Linked DNA regions of Homo sapiens: region 2 is linked to region 1. A link is an interaction called in ENCODE POLR2A ChIA-PET data of the cell type or tissue named here. Cell type or tissue: B cell. All regions are shown on one strand. Links, peaks and the distances in the headings refer to the core of each region. The heading gives the core; the rest is flanking DNA. Region 1 overlaps FNBP1 (formin binding protein 1). Region 2 overlaps GPR107 (G protein-coupled receptor 107).

Evidence for each region. Peaks named below come from ENCODE experiments on the same cell type or tissue, not always from the same donor. Only the 100,000 strongest peaks of a DNase experiment are listed, where the experiment ranks them.
Region 2: POLR2A ChIA-PET joins it to region 1 with 9 read pairs; 12 of 35 experiments call an interaction of 5 or more read pairs at or near these places.

Annotation. Positions count from the first base shown.
Region 1 is chr9:130,016,870-130,022,250 of GRCh38, forward strand. All of the region lies in intron 1 of FNBP1 (formin binding protein 1), which reads right to left. Among named protein-coding and RNA genes, the nearest start is that of FNBP1, 24 kb to the right of the region's middle. In B cell, for the core only: no CTCF peak of the experiment used is centred there; no DNase peak of the experiment used is centred there; H3K27ac peaks cover 4,809 bases.
Region 2 is chr9:130,066,591-130,071,971 of GRCh38, forward strand. The region is part of intron 1 of GPR107 (G protein-coupled receptor 107); the gene reads left to right. Among named protein-coding and RNA genes, the nearest start is that of GPR107, 15 kb to the left of the region's middle. In B cell, for the core only: no CTCF peak of the experiment used is centred there; no DNase peak of the experiment used is centred there; H3K27ac peaks cover 1,703 bases.

The DNA of each region.
Region 1 (5,381 bases), core at 183-5,182:
TTCAGGAATGTGCCAGTGACTCTGCAAGGTGCTGGGGATGTAACTGTGAACAGAAGAGTCCCCTGATCTCATGGAGCTGTTAAAAATGTCATTTGGCAGAGCAGGGTGGCTCATGTCTATAATGACAACACTTTGGTAGGCTGAGGTGGGAGAATCACTTGAGCACAGGAGATTGAGACCAGCCTCAGCAACATAGCAAGACCCCATCTCTTTTAAAAAAAAGGTAATTTATGAAGAGCATGCAATAACGTGAGAATTTTACCTATTAAAAAATAATTCAATCATACCATAAGGAGTTCTTCAAGTCCCTGAGATCAGCTGCAAAAAAAAGCTAAAAGTCTCTAGTACATGGCTGCCTTCCCTAAGCTGTTGCCAAAGAATGTGAGATATCTAAGTGTTTATATACCTATAAACCTAGCACAAGTGTTTTCTTTTCATTAATTATACACGGGTAGTTGGTTCTACTTAATAACTGAACAGTATTCAGCTTTAAAAAATAAACATTAACAGATATTTCAAAGAAATCCCACCATGTTTGGCTCTATTTTTAAGTGGCTTTAAATTATTTGTTGCTTCATCTCATTTCAATGTTTTGAGCTCCTATTTCTGTTACAAATTTCTTCTAGGCAAATGTGAATGTAATTAACACACTAATATCATGTTTTAAAAACAAATCCAGGCTGGGTGCGGTAGCTCACGCCTGTAATCTCAGCACTTTGGGAGGCCAAGGCAGGAGGATCACTTGAGGTTGGGAGTTCAAGACCAGCCTGGCCAACATCGCGAAACCCAGTCTCTACTAAAAATACAAAAATTACCCAGGTATGGTGGTGGGTGCCTGTAGTCCCAGCTACTCTGGAGGCTAAGGCAGGAGAATCACTTGAACCCGGAAGGCAGAGGTTGCAGTGAGCTAAGATCGCACTACTGCACTCCAGCCCGGGTGACAGAGTGAGACTCCATCAAAAAAATAAAAAACAATGGACATCATGGTCTGGTCTAACGTGGTTTTTTTTTTTTTTTTTTTTTACCTCCCCAATACAACACTCTTCTTTTTTTTTTTTTTTTGAGACAGAGTTTCACTCTGTCGCCCAGGCTGGAGTGCAGCGGTGCAATCTCGGCTCACTGCAAGCTCTGCCTCCTGGGTTCATGCCCTTCTCCTGCCTCAGCCTCCCAAGTAGCTGGGACTACAGGCACCTGCCACCACGCCTGGCTAATTTTTTAATATTTTTAGTAGAGACAGAGTTTCACTGTGTTAGCCAGGATGGTCTCGATCTCCTGACCTTGTGATCCACCCACCTCGGCCTCCCAAAGTGCTGGGATTACAGGCCTGAGCCACTGGGCCCGGCTAATACTCTTCCCTTTTGTTTAAAAAAAAAAGTGTGTTTAAAGTGTGTGTGTGTGTGTATGTGTATATATATATCATACAATTTGCCATGTTAATCATTTTTAAGTGAATAGTTCTGTTGCATTAAGTACAATACTATTATTATTTCCATTTACCGATGAGGAAACTAACATAGCAGTGAAGTGACTTCACCCCTACTAGTAAGACAGAAACCCTGTGACAGGCATGCAGGCAGCCAGCTCTAGCGTCTCAGGCTGTAGAGCCTACAAACCTCCCTCTTCCTTGCAATAAAAGACTTGGTGTGACCAATAGTGCTGTAAATTTTTAGTTTACTCATTTGGGTATTTATTTATTTATTTATTTATTTATTTAGAGACAGTCTCACTCTGTCACCCAGGCTGGAGTGCACTGGTGCGTGATCTCAGCTCACTATGCTGCCCAGGCTGGTCTCGAACTCCTGACCTCAAGTCACCCGCCCATCTCTGCCTCCCAAAGTGCTGAGATTGCAGACATGAGCCACCATGTCCAGCCAAGATAGTCTACTTTTAAGTACAGTTGCTTATCACATAAAAAATAAGAATATAGTGTAGCTAAATTGTACAAGGAGAATTTCTACAAACTGTAAATTCTTGTTCCCTGAAAACCTGAAGTGGGGACTTTATTTTAAGCAAGCAAGAATCATCTTTTGCTAGCTAGAAACAGTAAAATAATATATCAAAAAAGATGATTAGGGCTGGGCACAGAGACTCACGCCTGTAATCCCAGCACTTTGGGAAGCCGAGGCAAGTGGATCGCCTGAGCTCATAAGTTCAAGACCAGCTTGGGCAATATGGTGAAACCCTGTCTCTACCAAAAATACAAAAAAATTAGCCGGGCATGGTGGCCTGCATCTGTGGTCCCAGCTACTCAGGAGGCCGAGGTGGGAGGATCGCTTGAGTCTGGGAGGCAGAGGTTGCAGTCAGCCAAGACTGCGTCAAGGCACTCCACTCCCGCCTGGATGAGAGTTAGACTTCCAGGAGACGGAGGTTGCAGTGAGCCGAGATCGCGCCACTGCACTCCAGCCTAGCGACACAGCAAGACTCTGTCTCAAAAAAAAAAAAAAAAAGATCAAATTGTTATATTTCTCCCCCAGATAAAAATGATCATAAGCCAGCCAAATGATTTTTTTTGGATTAAACTAACAATTAGATTGCATAGGTTTCATAAAAAGTCTTTATAGGTTCAATAGTGATGTCAGATGAAAGATACAACTTTGGAGTGATTTAAGAAAATATTTTGGAATATCAATTTTGTAACTTGCTGAAGTTTACAAAAATCAATGAGTGAACTTCCAAAAGCAGATCATCATGACTGCTCCATCTGGAACCAAAATCTGCCATATAAATTCAAATTTGGCAATAGTTAACTGGAAAGAAATAAATGATAACCACTCTTGCTTGTTTTGTTGTTTGTTTTGATCTTTGGAGTAATGGCTAGCCAGAGAGAAACCTCATTTTTTTCAAGTGGTCAAATGCATAATGCTTATTTTATTTACTTATTTATTATTTTTTATTTTCATTTTTTTGAAACGGAGTCTCGCTTCATCACCCAGGTTGGAGTGCCTCCCAAAGTGCTGGGATTACAGGCGTGAGCCACCGCGCCCGGCCCACAATGCTTATTTTATCTATGCAAACACTGGGCTATTTTCACAGGACCTCATTAGATTAAAAACAAAACAAAACAAAAAAGGCTACAGAACTTGAGAGTGGCTGCCATGGTCCCTTTTAAAGCTGTTCTAGCTGCTGATTTGCCTTTTAGGCAACAGAATGATGTTTAATCACATTTCTCAATGTGAATACTAAGAAGGAAATTCCTGTTGGCTGTCAAAACGCTACCATGATACAAATAGCATCAAAAGCAGTGACTCTGCCTAGGAAACAATGTGAATGATGTTCATTTTCATACCAACGACATAGATCTCATTTCATCAGAGGACTCCAGAATGGTCTTTTGACTTTTCTTTTTCGTTTCTTTTGAGATGGAGTCTAGCTTTGTAGCCCAGGCTGGAGTGCTGTAGCGCGACCTTGGCTCACTGCTTACCTCTGCCTCCAGGTTTCAAGTGATTCTTGTTGCCTCAGCCTCCCAAGTAGCTGGGATTACAGGCGCCCGCCACCACGCCCGGCTAATTTTTGTATTTTTAGTAGAGACAGGGTTTCACCATGTTGGTCAGGCTGGTCTCGAACTCCTGGTCTCAAGTGATCCACCCGCCTTGGCCTCCTAAAGTGCTGGGATTACAGGAGTGAGCCAGCGTGCCCAGCTTATTAGGCAATTTTTTTTCTTTTTGTTTTACTAAGTGCTGCCTATTTGAGAAAAGCAATACCATAACTTTAAAGCCACTGTTTCTGTAACACTTAAACTACTTCGCATCAACATAAAACCAAAAGGTACTAAGAATTTAGCAACAACAAAAGTTACCAATAGAAATAGAAAATTAATATGCTACGCCAACTCAGCGGAGACACAGTCCAATTCAAACCTTAAGTTTCTTGCACTGTGCTCTGAATGCCTTAACAGATTCAAGGGAGGTTAACATTCGAGAACTTTGAAAAGCTGCCATTTTTCTCATGTGGCAGGCAGCTTTCAGGCCTTCGTTCCCATTGCAGGAACAACGGGGAATGTAAAATGAGATGGCCCCGTTAGGTTGTGGTACTTAGACTTAGTGCCAACATCCTCTATCACTGAAACGAACTGAAATCCCTATGAAATACTCAGATCCCTGCCTCTGATTTTTAAAAAAACAAAACATCACTGCTGCTTGCTTGGTTGGTGAAAAACAGAAGAGAATAAAACATTTCTCCAAAACGTCAAATTGCTGGTTATTTTTTTCCAAGTACTTCTGATATAGGATAACAAAAAAAGTGGTCATTCAGAACAGGTGAGTTGTAGGCAATGACACATTAGTAGAGCAGTATCTAGAAATCTCATGCCTATTAAACTTAAGGACAGTTGTCAAGCCATTTCTTATCTATTTTTTGTGGCACCTAAATCAGTGCCTGGCACAATACATGTTTGTGGAAATGAATCACAACACAGGGAAACTGAATGATGTTTATAGTCCATCTAACTATAGTGGTTTAAAAAAAGAACCAAATAGTTATTTTCAGCCACATGCTGTAATTACTGTAAAGTATTTTTAAAAGTTCGCCTTGAACACTCACTGCAAATACCATTTTCTGCTACTTCAGCTTACTTCTCCCACGTGCCATGAGAAGTCTACCATTAGCCAACTTGACTAAAAGCCACTAAATACTGGTTTTAGTAGATAGCTTAATGACTGATTTGGTGGAAATTACTTTGCAGAAATAACAATTTCCAATTAATTATTTGAATTTAGTTTAATGTTGTGGGTGTATTTTAAAATAGCACCTAATATACTCTCATTACCTGTTTTGCAACAGGGAGTAAGTACACAGACAATCATTAAGGAGACTTCAAAAAAAAACACAGCAATCTTTCATTACTCAGGAGAAAATTTATAGATCCCGCTGAACCGTTAAAGATCAATTGTTTTATACAGCATTTGCATTGGCTTTTAAATTTCCAAACACCAAGGAGTGTCCATCCCAAATTAGCCCTTTGTCGTCTAAGAGATAGCTAAGATGCCCAGTACTAACCTGTTGTTTTTTCCTGAAACAAGGTCTTGCTCTGTTGCCCAGGCTGGAGTGTAGTGGTGCTATCTTGGCTCACTACAGCCTTGACCTCCTGGGCTCAGGTGATCCTCCCACCTAAGCCTCCCAAGTAGCTGGGACCACAGGTGCAGGCTACCATGCCTGGCTAACTTGTATTTTTGTAGAGACAAGGTCTCACCATGTTGGCCAGGCTGGTCTCAAACTCCTGGGCTCAAGTGATCCACCCGCCTCAGCCTCCCAAAGTGCTAGGATTACAGGCGTGAGCCATTGCACCCAGCCTCTTTCTCTTCTTTTTAATTTGAGGTGAAATTCATCTAACATAAAATTAACTTTTTTTTTTTTTTGAGACGGAGTCTCACTCTATCACCAGG
Region 2 (5,381 bases), core at 282-5,281, 50 kb after region 1:
TTGGCCATGTGGACCCAGTGAGGTAGAAAAGGAGACAGTGTACTGTCGCAGCAGTGTGTGGTCAAGCCCAGCACACTGGGCTTTGTCTTGGGAGTGTAGAAAAGAGCTTGCTTGGCCGGGCGCGGTGGCTCATGCCTGTAATCCCAGCACTTTGGGAGGCCGAGGCAGGCAGATCACGAGGTCAGGAGATCGAGACCATCCTGGCTAACACGATGAAACCCCGTCTCTACTAAAAATACAAAAAAATTAGCCGGGTGTGGTGGCGGGCGCCTGTAGTCCCAACTACTCGGGAGGCTGAGGCGGGAGAATGGCGTGAACCCAGGAGGCGGAGCTTGCAGTGAGCCGAGATGGCGCCACTGCACTCCAGCCTGGGCGACAGAGCGAGACTCCGTCTCCAAAAAAAAAAAAAGAGCTTGGTTATGGCAGCCAAGAGCTTACTCAAGCTGACTTGGATGGAAGGACAATAGGAAGAGAGCTGGGAGAATGTGACACTGAGGGAGATAGTGTTGATACATTTAGTGTCCTTTTAAATCTTTCTTCCCTCTTATGTATGCAGAGAGAGTTCTAGTATAATGAGACTGTGCTGTGTACGCAGAAAGGTTGAGACTACTGAGCTAATAATGATAACTGTTTTGAGCTTATTTGGGGAAAATGAAGTGTCCTATAAAATCCAAATATTAAGTGATAGTAATAGCTGCTTGTTATTAAAGCATCTGTGATAAGTCAGAGACTGTGCTAAATATTTGATGCTTTTTATTCGACTCCTCGTAGCAGCCCCTTGAGATAGATGTTATTATCCCTGCTTTATAACTTAAGAAAATGGAGCTCTGGTTAAATAAGTGGAGGAGTCAGAGTTTGAACCCAGGTTAGCGCACCTTCCATTTTACCTGCACTGGGTAAGCTTCCAGTGCCTAAAGCCCTCAGTGACTGTCTGAGAAGACAGCCCGTTTGCCAGCAGCTCAGTCTTCTGTGTAGTTCTTCTCTCACTTCATGTGCTTAGCTGGTGGATTTTTGTTATGTGAGTGAATTTGACCCCATTCCATTTGTGAATTGCTATGTATGTGCAATGAGCCAAGAATTATAATATTAAACTTCTTAGGTTAGTTTCTCCTACCACTAATAGAAGGCAGCTAATGACTGGTAGTCCCCCCCCACCGCCCCCTTTTTTTTTTTTGAGACAGTCTCACTCTGTCATCCAGGCTGGAGTGCAGTGGTCTAATCTTGGCTCACTGCAACCTTTGCCTCCCAAGTCCAAGTGATCCTCCTGCCCCAGCCTCCCAAGCAGCTGGGATTACAAGCGGGCGCCACCACGCCTGGCTAATTTTTGTATTTTCAGTAGAGATGAGGTTTCACCATATTGGCCAGGCTCAAACTTCTGACTTCAAGTGATCCTCCCACCTCAGCCCCCCAAAGTGCTGGGATTACAGGTGCGAGCCATCGAGCTCAGCCATGATTGGTAGTCTTATTCTTGTTTTCTTTTTTTTTTTTTTCTGTATTAGTAGAGAAATTGCTTGTGGTGCCTGAAGGTACTTTTTGCTTACCTTTTGGATCTGATTTTTGTTTTGATCAGTGGTCACAAATTCAAGATGCGGTTAGAAGCCAGCTTGGTTTTGTAAGTCGGCTGGCTCAGTGAGACCGCAGGGGAAGGGGTAGCAGAAGAGCACAGGCTCCTGCCACAGTGGCCCCTGCTCGTTGCTCCAGAGAATGGGTTCTTATTGTACTGGAACGTGGCCTACAAGCTCTGGATCTTGTGGCTTTTTTTTTCTTCTCTTTTTTTAAATAAGAGAAGCTGGAAATTCATGTTTTTACGCGGAATTCATTGGCAACTGATTCAAATTTAAAAACAAAAGTAAAACAAAACACTGTGTTAGCCATGTATAACATGTGGGTTAATATAAGTCTGTAGACCCCCAGTTGGTGAGGTGAAGCTAGCTCAGTTAAGTGTTACTGTATTTCTTATTTTCTAAAATTCAGTTTATAAGAAAAACTAAATTGAGGTATCATTACTCTATTTTTTTTATGACTGAAAGCAGTTTAATATGAAGTCGGTGCAGAAGTTCTGACATTTAGTTAAAATAGCAGAACTGTCAGTATAAAACAACCGTTTTTAAAGTGAGGAAGAAAAGAGCAAATACATCAAAACAGTATGTCCTCTTTTTTATTTTTTTTGAGACGAGGTTTTGCTTTGTCACCCAGGCTGGAGTGCTGTGGCGCAATCTTGGCTCACTGCAGCCTCCGCCTCCTGGATGGGTTCAAGTGATCCTCAGCCTTCTGAGTAGCTGGGACCACAGGTGCACACTGCCACACCCAGCTAATTTTTTGTATTTTTGGCAGAGATGGGGTTTCACCATGTTGCCCAGGCTGGTCTCAAACTCCTCAGCTCAAGTGATCTGCCTGCCTCGGCCTCCCAAAGTGCTGGGATTACAGGTGTGAGCCAGCGTGCCCTGCCCTAGGATATACTTTTTATTTGGTTGTAAAAAGTATGTGGTAGTTAAAAAAATAGATTTGGGACTTAATTCTGAGTTAGGTTACTGGCCCTGCCATCTACTAGCCTAATGATTTTATGCAAGTTTTAACTCTGAGCCTCTGTTTCCTCATCTACCAAATGGACATGTTTGAGGCTACTTGCCTCATAGAGTTGTAAGAACTTGAGGTGATGTATGAAGCTCTTAGTGTAGTACTGGAGACAAGGTCAAGTGCTTGCAGTCTCTGAAATCCTTGGTGAAACAGGCACCCTTTACCACGGTGTCAGTGCTAATGGAAATGATAGGCTGGAGTTTGAGAATGTAGCTGAACCTCCATTGCCTGTGTCAGTGCTAATGGAAATGATAGGGTGGAAGTGGAGAAGGTAGCTGTATCTCCATTGCTTGTATCTGGTATTGTTATCCTCATGCTGCTTTGTCACATCCTCCTCGCTTGTACTTTCTTCAGTCTCAAGATATCTATGCCTCTATGACTTTTATAGTGAGGTATAGTTTACGAAGTCACTTCCATACATATCTTATTTGACATGACACGATAGCTTAAAATGGAGGTGGGGAACAGGTTAGGTGAAGGTCCTACAGATATTATTGGCAACAGTACTTTCTTTCTTTTTATTTTATTTATTTTTTGAGACAGAGTCTCACTCTGTCACCCATGCTGGAGTGCAGTGGCACGATCTCAGCTCACTGAAAACTCTGCCTCCCGGGTTCAAGCGATTCTCTTGCCTCAGCTTCTCTAGTAGCTGGGACTACAGGCATGCACCACCACACCCGGCAAATTTTTGTATTTTTAGTAGAGATGGGGTTTCATCATGTTGGCCAGGCTGGTCTCAAACTGACCTAAGGGTATCTGCCCACCTTGGCCTCCCATCGTGCTGAGATTACAGGCATAAGCCACCGTGCCTGGCCTCTTTTTTTTTTTTTTTTTTTTTTTTTTTAAATTTTTTTGAGACAGGGTCTTGCTCTGTTGCCCAGGCTGGAGTGCAGTGGCATGATCTTGGCTCATTTGGCCTCGTGGGCCCAAACTGTCCTCCCACCTCAGCCTCTTGAGTAGCTGGGACCATAGGCTTGCACCACCACACCCGGCTAATTTTTTTTTTTTTTTTTTGGTAGAGATGGGTTTTCACCATGTTGCCCAGGCCGGCCTTAAAATACGGGGCTCAAGTGATCCTTCTGCATTAGCCTCCTGAGTAGCTAGCATCACAGGCACCTGCTATTACTCCTGGCTATTTATTTATTATTTATTTTGAGACAGAGTCTCGCTCTTTCGCCCAAGCTAGAGTGCGGTGGCGTGATCTCGGCTCACTATAAGCTCCGCCTCCCAGGTTCAAGTTATTCTCCTGCCTCAGCCTCCCACGTAGCTGGGATTACAGGCATGTGTCACCATGCTTGGCTACTTTTTGTATTTTTTGTAGAGATGAGGTTTCGCCATGTTGGCCAGGAGGGCCTCAAACTCCAGACCTCAGGTGAACCACCTGCCTTGACCCCCCAAAGTGCTGGGATTACAGGCGTGAGCCACCGCGCCTAGCCAAAAAGAAAAAGTTGAAAGGATATATATTTGCCCTTATTTATGAAAGACTTGAAAGAAATTCACGAAAGTATAAAAAAGTCAGTGCCAGTGGGATTGTGGGTAACAATTTTTTTTTCTTTTTTTCTTTTTTTTGGAGATAGCCTTGCTTTGTCTCCCAGGCTGGAGTGCAGTGGTGTAATCATAGCTCACAGTAGCCTCAAACATCTGGGCTCAGGGGATCCTCCATCTCAGCATCCCCAGTAGCTGTGGCTACAGTTGCATGCCACCACGCCTGGCCAAATTTTAAAATGTTTTGTAGAGGTGGGGGTCTTTCTGTGTTGCCCAGGCTGGTCTTGAACTCCTGTCCTCAAGTGACCCTCCCACCTCAGCCTCCCAAAGTGTTGGGATTATAGATGAGAGTCACCAGGCCCAGTCCTAACTTTTTTTTTTTCTTTTTTTTTTTTTTTTTTGAGACAGAGTCACACTCTGTGGCGCAGGCTGGAGTGCAGTGATGCAGTCCCAGCCCACTGCAGCCTCGACATCCTGGGCTAAAGCAATCGTCCCACTTCAGCCTCCTGAATAGCTAGGATGCCACCACAACTGGCTAATTTTTTTTTTTTTTTTTGCTAGAGATGGGGTTTCTCTGTTGCCTAGGGTGGTTTCAAACTCCTGGGCTCAAGCAGTCTGCCTGCCTCAGTCTCCCAAAATGTTGGGATTATAGGCGAGAGCCACCTCGCCTGGCCCCTCACCCTTTTTTTTTCTATCAAATGTTACTGAATATAGCTTTTTACATTTAATGTTGTATCATGATTACTTTCCCTTGTTAGGAAATGATAATGTGAAAATGGCTCTCATATCAGATCTAGTTTGAAGCCCCAGCTTTATTAGCTATAGTCTGCTTGGCCTCAGGTAGTCATTTCTCCTCTGAACTGGTGTCTTCATCGCTACCGTGGGGCTGCTTCTCTTAACCACACTGAGCTGAGCGAGGGTCAGAAATCATAGGTAAAGCCCTTGGCACATAACCTAGTTCTTGGAAGACTCTGAAAACTGGGAGTTGTGATGCTGTTGTTATTATCATTATTATTATTATTACTATTTTTGTTTTGTTTTGTTTTTTGCGATAAAGTCTTGCTCTTGTCCCCCAGGCTGGAGTGCAATGGTGCAATCTCCGCTTACTGCAACCTCTGCCTCCCAGGTTCAGGCGATTCTCCTGCCTCAGCCTCCCAAGTAGCTGGGATTAACAGATGCCTGCCAGCAAGCCTGGCTTATTTTTGTACTTTTAGTAGAGACGGGGTTTCACCATGTTGGCCAGGCTGGTCTCAAACTCCTGACCTCAGGTGATCCGTCCGCCGCGGCCTCCCAAAGTGCTGGGATTACAGGCGTAATCC